2 separate regions of the Homo sapiens genome follow, and region 2 is linked to region 1. A link is an interaction called in ENCODE POLR2A ChIA-PET data of the cell type or tissue named here. Cell type or tissue: HCT116. All regions are shown on one strand. Each heading gives the region's core, and the rest is flanking DNA. Links, peaks and the distances in the headings are about the cores only. Region 1 overlaps SRP54-AS1 (SRP54 antisense RNA 1). Region 2 has its middle 20 kb from the start of NFKBIA.

Region 1 (5,372 bases), core at 113-5,112:
ACTGTCTCAAAAAAAAAAAAAAAAAAGAAAGAAAAAGAAAAAGAAAATTAGCCAAGTGTGGTGGCTCACACCTGTAATCCTAGCACTTTGGGAGGCTGGGGTGGGCAAACTGCTCGAGCCCAGGAGTTTGAGACCAGCCTGGGCAACTTCGTGAAACTCTGTTTCTACAAAAAAAATTTAAAAATTAGCTGGGCGGCCGGGCGCCGTGGCTCACATCTGTAATCCCAGCACTTTGGGAGGCCGAGGCAGGTGGATCACGAGGTCAGGAGATCGAGACCATCCTGGCTAACACGGTGAAACCCCGTCTCTACTAAATATACAAAAATTAGCTGGGCGTAGTGGCAGGCGCCTGTATTCCCAGCTACTCGGGAGGCTGAGGCAGGAGAATGGCGTGAGCCCAGCGGGTGGAGCTTGCAGTGAACCGAGATGGAGCCACTGTACTCCACTCTGGGCGACAGAGCGACACTCCGTCTCAAAAAAAAAAAAAAAAAAAAAAATTAGCTGGGCATCGTGGTGTGCACCTGCAGTCCCAGCTATTCCGGAGGCTGAGGCTGCAGTGAGACATGATTGTGCCGCTGCACTCCAGCCTGGGCAATAGAGTAAGACCCTCTATCAAAAAAAAAAAAAAAAAAAAAGAAGAAGAAGAAGAAGAATTTCTTAAATTAACTATCTATGAGAATTGTCAGGTTGACTGTCGTTTTCCAGCTGAGTTTCACAAAATGGGGCCTGCTTAATAAAACAGATTGATACATTCAAATCCACAGGCTCTGGTAATTTGTACTAACGAATACTTATTTCTAGAATTGACCAGAGTTATCACAGAACTAGGAGTGTATTATTTTACAGAATAGTGGAGAACTAATTAAGTACCTATGACTTGTAAAAATAGAAGCTCATGGTTTTTAAATGGAAAAGTCTGACTGGAAACTACAGTCCTTTAATATTAATTTCTAAACTCAGAAGTGAGATTATGATACAATCGGTTGGCAACTATCTAAGTTTTTCCTAGGCAATACCTCCCGTGGCTGGGTAAAGAATATATCTTCTCACATGCATATTAATTTCTTTGAGTGAAATCTGAGTTAGGTGTAAGTTAATATTTATCAAACAGAATCTATATTAGTTATCTCTTGCTGTATGAAAAATTACCCCCAAACTTGGTGCCTTAAAGCAATAAACAATTATTTTCTTACAGAGTCTATGAGTAAGGAAGCTAGGCAAAGCTTAGTTGGGTCTCTTGGCTCTGGGTTTCTCATAAGGCTGTATAAAAGGTGTTGAGCGGGTGCTGCAGTCATCTTAAGGCTTGACTAGGTGTTGATGTTGGTAGGACTTAGTCCCTATCAGGGTGTTGCACTCAGGGCCTCCGTTCCTCACTGGCTGTTGACTAGAGGCTACCCTCCGTTTTTCTGCCATATGGACCTATCCTTTGGATTGTGACCTATCCTTTGGAAATTGCAACATGGCAATTTCCTACATTGGAATGAGCAAGTGAGAGCGCAAGAGAGAGAGGAAGATGAAAGTCACAGTCTTTTGTAACCTAATCTCAGATGTGACATTCTGTCACTTTGCCATATTCTATTCTTTTGAAAGAGGTCATTAGGTCCGGCCCAAGCACAAGAGGAGGAAATTACACAAGGATGTGAAAACCAGAAGGTACGGTGCTTAGGAGTCATTTTAGATGCAGCCTACCACAGTAACTCAGAAAGAAGGAAATACAAAAAGTAAAAATGCTTCAACAACAAGTGCTACTAAAAAAAAAAAAAAAAAAAAAAAAAAAGAATAGGCCGGGCACGGTGGCTCACGCCTGTAATCCTAGCACTTTGGGAGGCCGAGGTGGGCGGATCACGAGGTCAAGAGATCGAGACCATCCTGGCTAACACGGAGAAACCCTGTTTCTACTAAAAATTAAAAAAAAATTAGCTGGGCGTGGTGGCGGGTGCCGGTAGTCCCAGCTACTCGGGAGGCTGAGGCAGGAGAATGGCGTGAACCCGGGAGGCGGAGCTTGCAGCGAGCAGAGATCGCGCCACTGCACTCCAGCCTGGGAGACAGAGCGAGACTCCGTCTCAAAAAAAAAAAAAAAAAAAAAAAAAAAAAAAAAAAAAAAAGAATAGAAAAAGGAAAAAAAGTAAAAATGCTAACTCAGCTAAGCATCGTAATTAAAGAATATCTTTTGTATGCAGAGATGGCATTATTGATGATGATTCCTTTGGGATAGGTGGTCGGGAATAGAAAGACTGCTAATTGAAGTAAGAATACTTTTCACAAAAACAAAGATGGTTCTATGATTTATAGCCATTGTTCACCACTTGTAGAGTTCCTTGCTGTTTTTTACTTTACAAACAATTTTTATAGTGAAGCAAACATTAAACATGAATCAGCAAAGTGGTACTGTGATTTACAACTCAAAAACAATTCTGGGATACACCAATCAATCAGTAAGAATTTACTGAGCACCTACATATGCTAGAAAGTTACTGATACTAGAAAAGTATAAAACAGTATCTGCCCTCAACCTGCCCTCAAGTCTGTGGCAGGTATCGAAAATCTATGCAATAGGAATTAACCCTTTACTAGGGTATTGTATCAGATCCTGGGCTCTAAATTCAAGAGATGAAGAAAATGGGAAAAAATCCAGAGGCATGATTAACCAAAGGATTAAAAATTAGAAAACACAAAATAGCAACAACAACAACAACAAAAATTAGAAAACAGAATTTATGTGGAAAGTTTAAAGGCACATTGCTTATTTAACCTGAGGAAGGTGAAAGTTGCTTTAGTAATCATCTTTAAGTTTATGAATAGTTACACAGGAGATGGAAATAAATGTTTGTGCCCTCAATGAGAAATCTACAGGGCTGGGTGTGGTGGCTTGTGCCTGTAATCCCAGCACTTTGGGAGGCCGAGGCAGGCAGATCACCTGAGGTCAGGAGTTCGAGACCAGCCTGACCAACATGGAGAAACCCTGTCTCTACTAAAAATACAAAAAATTAACCGGGCGTGGTGATGCTTGCCTGTAATCCCAGCTACTCAGGAGAATCGCTTGAACCCGGGAGGCAGAGGTTGCGGTGAGCTGAGATTGAGCCATTGCACTCCAGCCTGAGCAACAAGAGCAAAACTCTGTCTCAATAAATAAATAAATAAATAGTTCTGAAGTCCCTTCTAAGTTCAGTTAAGTTCCACATACTAGATAGAGGCAGGAAAATGTGAAAAAAAAAAAGTTTTTATTAAAAAAAAGAGACATCTACAAGAGAATTGGATTTCTAATATAGTATATACATTAAAAAGTCTTAGAATACATATATTAAGAGAAAATTGTTTAGGAAGGCTCAATGACTTTTTTTTTCTTTAGGGCTTCTTTACAAAACGTTTCCTCACTGTTTTGACAATATCATGAAAAAAATTCAGTTTAGAATCTAGAACTGACCTGGATGGGATTCACAGGGACTGCACAGTCCCTGATTCCTCCCCGACGGTGGGAGCTTAGCTACTAGAAACAGGAACTCAGTTGGTGTCTCGAGTCAGACAAGAAAGGGGAGGCCAGGCCAGAGGCGCCACGGAACTCCCCTTAGTTCTGAATGACAACTTTTAAACCTGCAAGGTCTTTGCTCTGGAGGGAGACATTAACTTTATTATACAGGAAAGTAAACAAGTCTGATATCTGCTCTGAAGGGAAATACTATCTCTAAATTAAGGCTCACCTGTAATCCCAGTGCTTTGAAAGACCAGGGCGGTGGCTGGGTTTTGTGGCTCACGCCTGCAATCCCAGCACTTTGGGGGGCTGAGGCAGGAGGATCCCTTGAGCCCAGAAATTTGAGACCAGCCTTGGCAACACAGGGAGACCTCATCTCTATATAAAATTGAAAAATCAGCTGGGCATGGGGGCACGTGTCTGAAGCCCTAGCTACTCAGGAGGCTGAGGAATGCACCACCACACTATAGCCTGGGCAACAGTGAGACTGTGTCTCAAAAACAAACAAAAAACTATATTTGACTATTCTGAATATACCATATTGAGATAAACTTGCTGTTCTCAAGAGCCCCTTTACATAATAAGATCAGATAAATTATAATTGTTGAGGTTTTTATACTTTTTTTTTTTTTTTTTTGAGATGAAGTCTTGCTCTGTCGCCAGGCTGGAGTGCAGTGGTGCAATCTAAGCTCACTGCAGCCTCTGCCTCCCAGGTTCAAGTGATTCTCCTGCCTCAGCTACCCTAGTAGCTGGGATTATAAGTGCGCACCACCACACCCAGCTAATTTTTGTATTTTTAGTAGAGATGAGGTTTCACCATGTTGGCCAGGATGGTCTTGATCTCTTGATCCGCCTGCCTCGGCCTCCCAAAGTGCTGGGATTACAGACGTGAGCCACCATGCCTGACACCCCCTGCCCTTTTTTTTCTTTGAGACAGAGTCTCACTCTGTTGCCCAGGCTGGAGTGCAGCACAATCTCGGCTCACTGCAACCTTCGCCTCCCGGGTTCAAGCGATTCTCCTGCCTCAGCCTCCTGAGTGGCTGGGACTACAGGCGCCCACCACCACGCCCGGCTAATTTTTTTGTATTTTTAGTAGAGATGGGGTTTCATCGTGTTGGCCAGGATGGTCTCAATCTCTTGACCTCATGATCCGCCCGCCTCAGCCTCCCAAAGTGCTGGGATTACAGGCGTGAGCCACTGTGCCCAGCCAGGGTTAAAATCTTTTAGAACAATTATTATGCTGCTGTATTAGGAAAGCACATCCTTCCCACTTAGTAACCATCCCATTTAGCCCCCCAAAGGAGCAAAAGATGCTTTGTTCTTAGATGATTAGTGGAAGATGATAACCACATCTGTACCCACTGGCACCCTTACACAGTAACATTTCTGCTGTGCCTTCCCTTTTGTCAGAGGTAGCCTTCCGGGCGCATTTCATCCATTTGACAGGAGTGCTGACAAGAAACTCTTAGGTGATCAGGATCTAATAAGCCTGCGAGAGAGGTGGTTGTGTTAAAACCCCTTTTCAGTTGTACCCCCTTTATAAAAACTGTGTTTGAAACTTTCCACACCTCTTCTTGGCCCAAAGGTGATTATTTTTGTTCGGAAATTGTGAGATAACTCATCTGAGGTGAGGTTTTCTTTTAGTACTCCCAGGAGAAGATATATTTCTCTTTTCACTTTGAAAGTTTTCCTTTAAAAATAATTTCTTGTTTGTCCCTCTCCAAGATGGCTGCTGAAGACAAATTACTGCTGCCACAGCTCCCCGAGCTGTTTGAAACCAGCAAACAGCTTCTGGATGATGTAGAAGTAGTGACTGAACCTGCCGGTTCCCGGATAGTCCAGAAGAAGGTGTTCAAGGGCCTGGACCTCCTTGAGAAGGCTGCCGAAATGTTATCGCAGCTTG
Region 2 (5,372 bases), core at 97-5,096, 450 kb after region 1:
AGTGCAATGGCATGATCTCGGCTCGCGGCAACCTCCACCTCCCGGGTTCAAGTGATTCTCCTGCCTCAGCCTCCCAAGTAGCTGGGATTACAGGCATGCACCACTGTGCCAGGCTAATTTTGTATTTTTAGTAGAGACAGGGTTTCTCCATGTTGGTCAGGCTGGTCTCAAACTCCTGACCTCAGGTAATCCACCTGCCTCGGCTTCCCAAAGTGCTGGGATTACAGGTGTGAGCCACCATGCCTGGCCTCATTTTATATTTTTCAAATTTATGTTCAAATGTTCTCCAAAAGATCAGCATGACTGAAGATGTTGGATGAGGAGGAGAGAGCTGCAGGGAAGGGTGAAAGAGAGGGTAGATTTATAACCTAGAACACAAGCTGGGTGCAGTGGCTCACGTCTGTAATCCCAGCAATTTGGGAGACCAAGGTGAGAGGATTGCTTGAGTCCAGGAGTTCAAGACCAGCCTGGGCAACATAGTGAGACATTCATCTCTACAAAAAATTTTAAAAATTAGCCAGATATGGCCGGGTGCAGTGGCTCACGCCTGTAATCCCAGCACTTTGGGAGGTTGAGGCAGGCGGATCACAAGGTCAGGGGATCGAGACCATCCTGGCCAACATGGTGAAACCCCATCTCTACTAAAAATACAAAAATTGGCTGGGTGTGGTGGTGCATGCCTGTAGTCCCAGCTACTCGAGAGGCTGAGGCAGGAGAATTGCTTGAACCTGGGAGGCGGAGGTTGCAGTGAGCCGAGATTGCGCCACTGCACTCCAGCCTGGCGACAGAGTGAGACTCCGTCTCAAAAAAAAAAAAAAAAAATTAGCCAGATGTGGTGGTGCATGCCTGTAGTCCCAGCTACTCGAGACACTGAGGTGGGAGGATGGCTTGAGCCCAGGAGGTTGAGGCTGCAGCGAGCCGAGATTGCACCACTGCACTCCAGCCTGGGTGACAGAGTGAGACCCTAACTCAAAAAATAAAACAAAAATAAATATAAAACCTAGAACTCAAAAAAAGGCAGGCCATGAGGGAGACGGAAGGTGGGAAGGAAGCCGTGTAATTGGGCATGGATGTGACATTTCCAATAGAAATACTGAAAATGAGTCTTGAGTCATGCAAATATTCATTCAAAAATATTTCTCGAGCACCTAATTGGGAACACAGAGCAGAAAAGACACAGGTTCTGTCCTTTGAGGAGAGATGCCACACGGCTGACAGAAGACTGGCCACTGCATAGCCTGCGGATCGCCTGGAGGGTGCTGAGCAGGAAAAGCGAAGGCCTGTAATGGCGCCTGGAGCCCGATGACTCTTGTCAATGGGACGAAAACCAACACTGCCAAAGGCTGCACCAGGAACTGGTTGTGGAGGCATAGGTGTGTAAAAGAAGCTGGAATGGATTGGAAAGCGACACACCAAATTCAGGAAAAGTGCTACCTGCAAAAATGGGAGGGGAAAGGAATGGAACCAGGAGTGGTCATTAAAAGGGAAAAAGGATTGCAAGCAAATGGCACAAAATGTGATATTTCTGGGGGGAATAAATGCATTGGTTGAGATATGTACAAACGTGGTGGGATCAAGGAGAAGGAGCACTTAGAAACCTGAGGAGGGAGATAGGGGACCTGCAGGCTGAGGAGGGGTTGGCCAGCCCCAGTGGGACAAGATGGCTGGTGGATGGGGTTCAGAGGACTTTCAGGCAGAAGCACCCCAAAAGTAAGTTTGTGTCTGCTGTGGGAAAGACTGTGGCAAGCAGGTGTGGCAGATGCATGAAAGGCCTGGGCACCCTGGAAGGACATCAGGCTTCATGCTGAGGGAGATGGGAAGCTTGTTGTGGGACAGTATGAAGGGTAAACTGAGGGAGGGAGGGGCCTACAGAGCCAGGACCTTCCTCAAGAGCCCTGGAAGCTTGGAGGCCAACACACCCAGCTGCCGTCTGCAGCGGCATTGGATGCAGCACAAATGGGGGAGAAGCCCTGGGGAGCAGTTTCAGGAGAGGAAGAGGGTGGGGAAAGGGCTCAGCAAGTTGGGGAACCAGTGGAATGGTGACAAGGCCAGGTGGAGGCTGGCTGTATTTTGGGGGCATCCAGTGCCCCATCCTAAGAGCACCCTGACCTCCTTGGAGGAGATCGCCTTATGCCCGCTTCCCTCAAGGAGGGCCAAAGGGGTCATATCCTTCCCAGCCAGCCCCAACCTGGGACAGGAATGTGGCGTCCCCTGGCCAATTGGTTGTTCTTGCCTAGGGCTTTGGCTCCTGAGTGAGTGAGATGAGGACACTGGTGGTAAGAGGTCCTTTATAAAAGCAGGTGCGGCAGCAGTGGCTGTGGCCCCGGGGTCCTGGCCGAGACTGGCTGACTGGCTTCCGTCCCCAGAGCCCTCACTTCCTGATTTTCCCAAGCCTGGTTTCCCCCTGTCTATTGTCCATTCTGTGAGCTCTCCCCACTGTGGACTTCCATTAAATTCCCCGCTGCTTAAACTAGCCAGAGTCAGTTTCCTGCTCCCAGACACAAGCATGGGCCTGAGTCAGCCGCTCAACTGACGTCCGTGGAGTCAGCTGGAGTCTCTGCAGTTTGCTCCTCACAGTGCATCTTGAACCTGATTCATTCCCCTGACCTCTCTCCAGATCTGCATTTTCTCACTCCTGGGCAGCTGCAGCTGCTTCCAGCCTGGGCTTCCTCCCAGCTCTCTACATCCTAAGTTCTCTTAAGTATCACTGCTGGACTTTGGTCCTGCAGACACCCCTGCTCAAGAAGTTCATGTGGCTCCCGCCGCCCAGTGGTCAAGTCCAGCGTCCATAGCCTTCTGTAGCCCGGCCCTGCCCCCTGCCCCGTGACTGGAGAAGCCCTGTGTTCTTGAGGGGCTCCAGGCGGGTCACCTTGCAGCCTTCTCCCAATGGAAAGCCTGTCCTAACCTTAGTGAGAGTTCAGGGTTGGGGGTTGGCTCTCTGGATCTGCGTCAGTGCTCCAAGCAACTGCCTTAGTGGGGCAGTCACTGACCCCCCTGGAGTTGCTGCCATCTACAGAAGGCCTGGGCTGGGTCAGGTGGCCGCTGGCCGTTCCTCACAGCGGAACGGATGCTCTGCAAAGGCCCTCCTGACTTTTGTTCACTTCGTCCCTTTGTGAGGCCCCAGCCCTGGCAGAGGTCATGGAGGGACCATCCAAAGGCCCCGCCTTCTCCACCTTCATCATTGCAATCCCATGAGCCAGGTGGGCACAGGTGGCTTGCACTGTGGAACCTCAGGAAAAAGGAGACAGGCATTGATGCCAGCCCCACAGAGGCACAGAGCTCTTCCTTGGCGCCTGCTGTGTGGACAAAGGCCTGGCCAGTGTGCGGAGTCTGGGGTTCTGTGATGCCACAGGCCCTGCCTCTGTGTGAGCTGCTGCCTGCAGGGCCTCCCTCACCCTGCAGCCTCATCACCTCCTGACCATTGCAGGCAACCGACCAAGCTCTCGTGTGAGGTGGGCACCCCCTGGGCTGTCTCTCCAGCTTACAAGAATGGCCCCCTTTCAAGTCATTGCCTTGAGCTGTCTAGACCCATCCAGGCAGGGTTTTAGCACAAGGCTCTCAGGAGTTAAACATGCCATGAAACATGCCCCACTTCCCAGGATATAATTAGACCAGAGTCCTCTCCCTGGGAGTGTGTGCGTGTCAGAGAGAGACAAAGAGAAAGAGAGGGAGGGAGGAAGGGAGGGAGGGAGGCGGAGATTGGCTGAGGGCCTGTCTCTGGTTCGGGGCCTGTCACCCATGAGCAGCTTGGCTCCCCGCTGAGTTCCCTCGCCTCTTGCCATTGGCAAGACACACGGAGGAAGGCTCCTGCAGAGAAGACAGACAGGCAAAGCTCCTCAGAGGGGAGCTGGCCAGGAGGCCCAGGCCTCACCCACCCCGTCACTGTCCTGGCTCTGAGGCCATCCTCACCCCTTGCTGCAGGGGCTTACCCATCTCCACTGGGTTAGGCTGTGTGCCCGACTGGCCTTTTTCCTCTGGGTATTTGGGGCATGCTCACCTGTGGACTAATGTTTTTGAGAACAAATTTTAAATGTTAATAGCCTTATTTTTTTTTTCTGATAAAGTAATAGAGGAAAACATTAAAAAGAGAGTAAATCTCCCTGCTTTGTTTTGCTTTGAGGGTCTGGCTCTGTTGCCCAGGCTGGAGTGCAGTGGCGCGATCTCAGCTCACTGCAGCCTTGACCTCCTGGGCTCAAGGGATGCTCTCACCTCAGCCTCTGGGACTAAAGGCATGTGCCACGACACTCAGCTAATTTTGTTTAGTTTTCGTAGAGACGAGGTCTCACTATGTTATCCAGGCTGGTCTCAAACTCCTGGGCTCAAGCAATCCTCCCACCTTGGCCTCCCAAAGTTCTGAGATTACAGGCAGGAGCCAAGGTGACTGGCCTATTGTTAGTTTTTTAAAGTGTGATTGTAGTATTAAGTTATAGTTTTATTTTTGTTTTTTAAAGAAGGTGGGGGGAGGGAAAGTGAGGAAAGGGGTAAAGGTTATATTTTTAAAGCATAGTCCTCCTGTTTTAGGGATAAGTACTAAAATAGGGATGACTTTACATGATATGACGACTGCTGCTTACTTTTGAAGCAGCTGTGTTGTCTAAGACATACCCTGGGGTTCTTTGTCTTGTGCCAGGAAAATTTAGGGCACGGACACACACGAGGAGTTTAGGAGTGGAGGTTTAATAAGCAGAAGAGAAGAGAAAGAGAAACAGTACTCTACGAGAGAGAAAGGTCTCCCAGTGGAAAAGACCAGCGGGCAGCAGATGTGCCACATTTTAAAGGCAGGTTTGAGGAGACGGTGTCTGATTTACATAGGGCTCACAGATTGGTTCAATCAAGTATGAGATTTACATAGCACCGGGAATGCTGGACGCCCTGCCCTAATCTTATTATGTAAATGAACTCTCCCGTTGACCAGCGCCATGTTGTCTGCTCCTTACTGTACGCCTGGCGGATAAAGAGAAAAGAAGATGGAGCCGCCATCTTGAACATGATTGGCACAATTGCTGGCATCTATGTCCCTGCAGCTAGATTTTATAGGCTGCTCTTTGTTAGAAAGGAAAATAAGTTGGGGCTGCTTTTCATTAAAAGGAAAATTTGCCGAGGACTTCCCTACCCTCACTATCTGCCTAAGTAATTTCTTAACTCCTGTATTACTTTGAAATGGGGAGAGGGAGATGGATAAAAGTATAAATGAAATAAAATTGCTCTGAGGATACAGGAAAAAAACAAACCAAAGTGCTCCCCCTATTTTCTTACTAAACAACACAGATACTTCAGTGACCAGATGTGTGGGGGTATCTCCCCATATACCAAGCAAGCAGCAGAATTCAGCTCAATTCTGACACTGTCTACCTAGGAAACAGCCTCAGATC

Evidence for each region. Peaks named below come from ENCODE experiments on the same cell type or tissue, not always from the same donor. Only the 100,000 strongest peaks of a DNase experiment are listed, where the experiment ranks them.
Region 2: POLR2A ChIA-PET joins it to region 1 with 5 read pairs; 3 of 35 experiments call an interaction of 5 or more read pairs at or near these places.

What each region holds. Positions count from the first base shown.
Region 1 is chr14:34,934,131-34,939,502 of GRCh38, forward strand. All of the region lies in intron 2 of SRP54-AS1 (SRP54 antisense RNA 1), which reads right to left. Among named protein-coding and RNA genes, the nearest start is that of SRP54-AS1, 46 kb to the right of the region's middle. In HCT116, for the core only: no CTCF peak of the experiment used is centred there; no DNase peak of the experiment used is centred there.
Region 2 is chr14:35,382,046-35,387,417 of GRCh38, forward strand. No RefSeq gene overlaps it. Among named protein-coding and RNA genes, the nearest start is that of NFKBIA, 20 kb to the right of the region's middle. RefSeq lists enhancers at 2,988-3,653, 3,433-3,955. In HCT116, for the core only: no CTCF peak of the experiment used is centred there; no DNase peak of the experiment used is centred there; H3K27ac peaks cover 911 bases.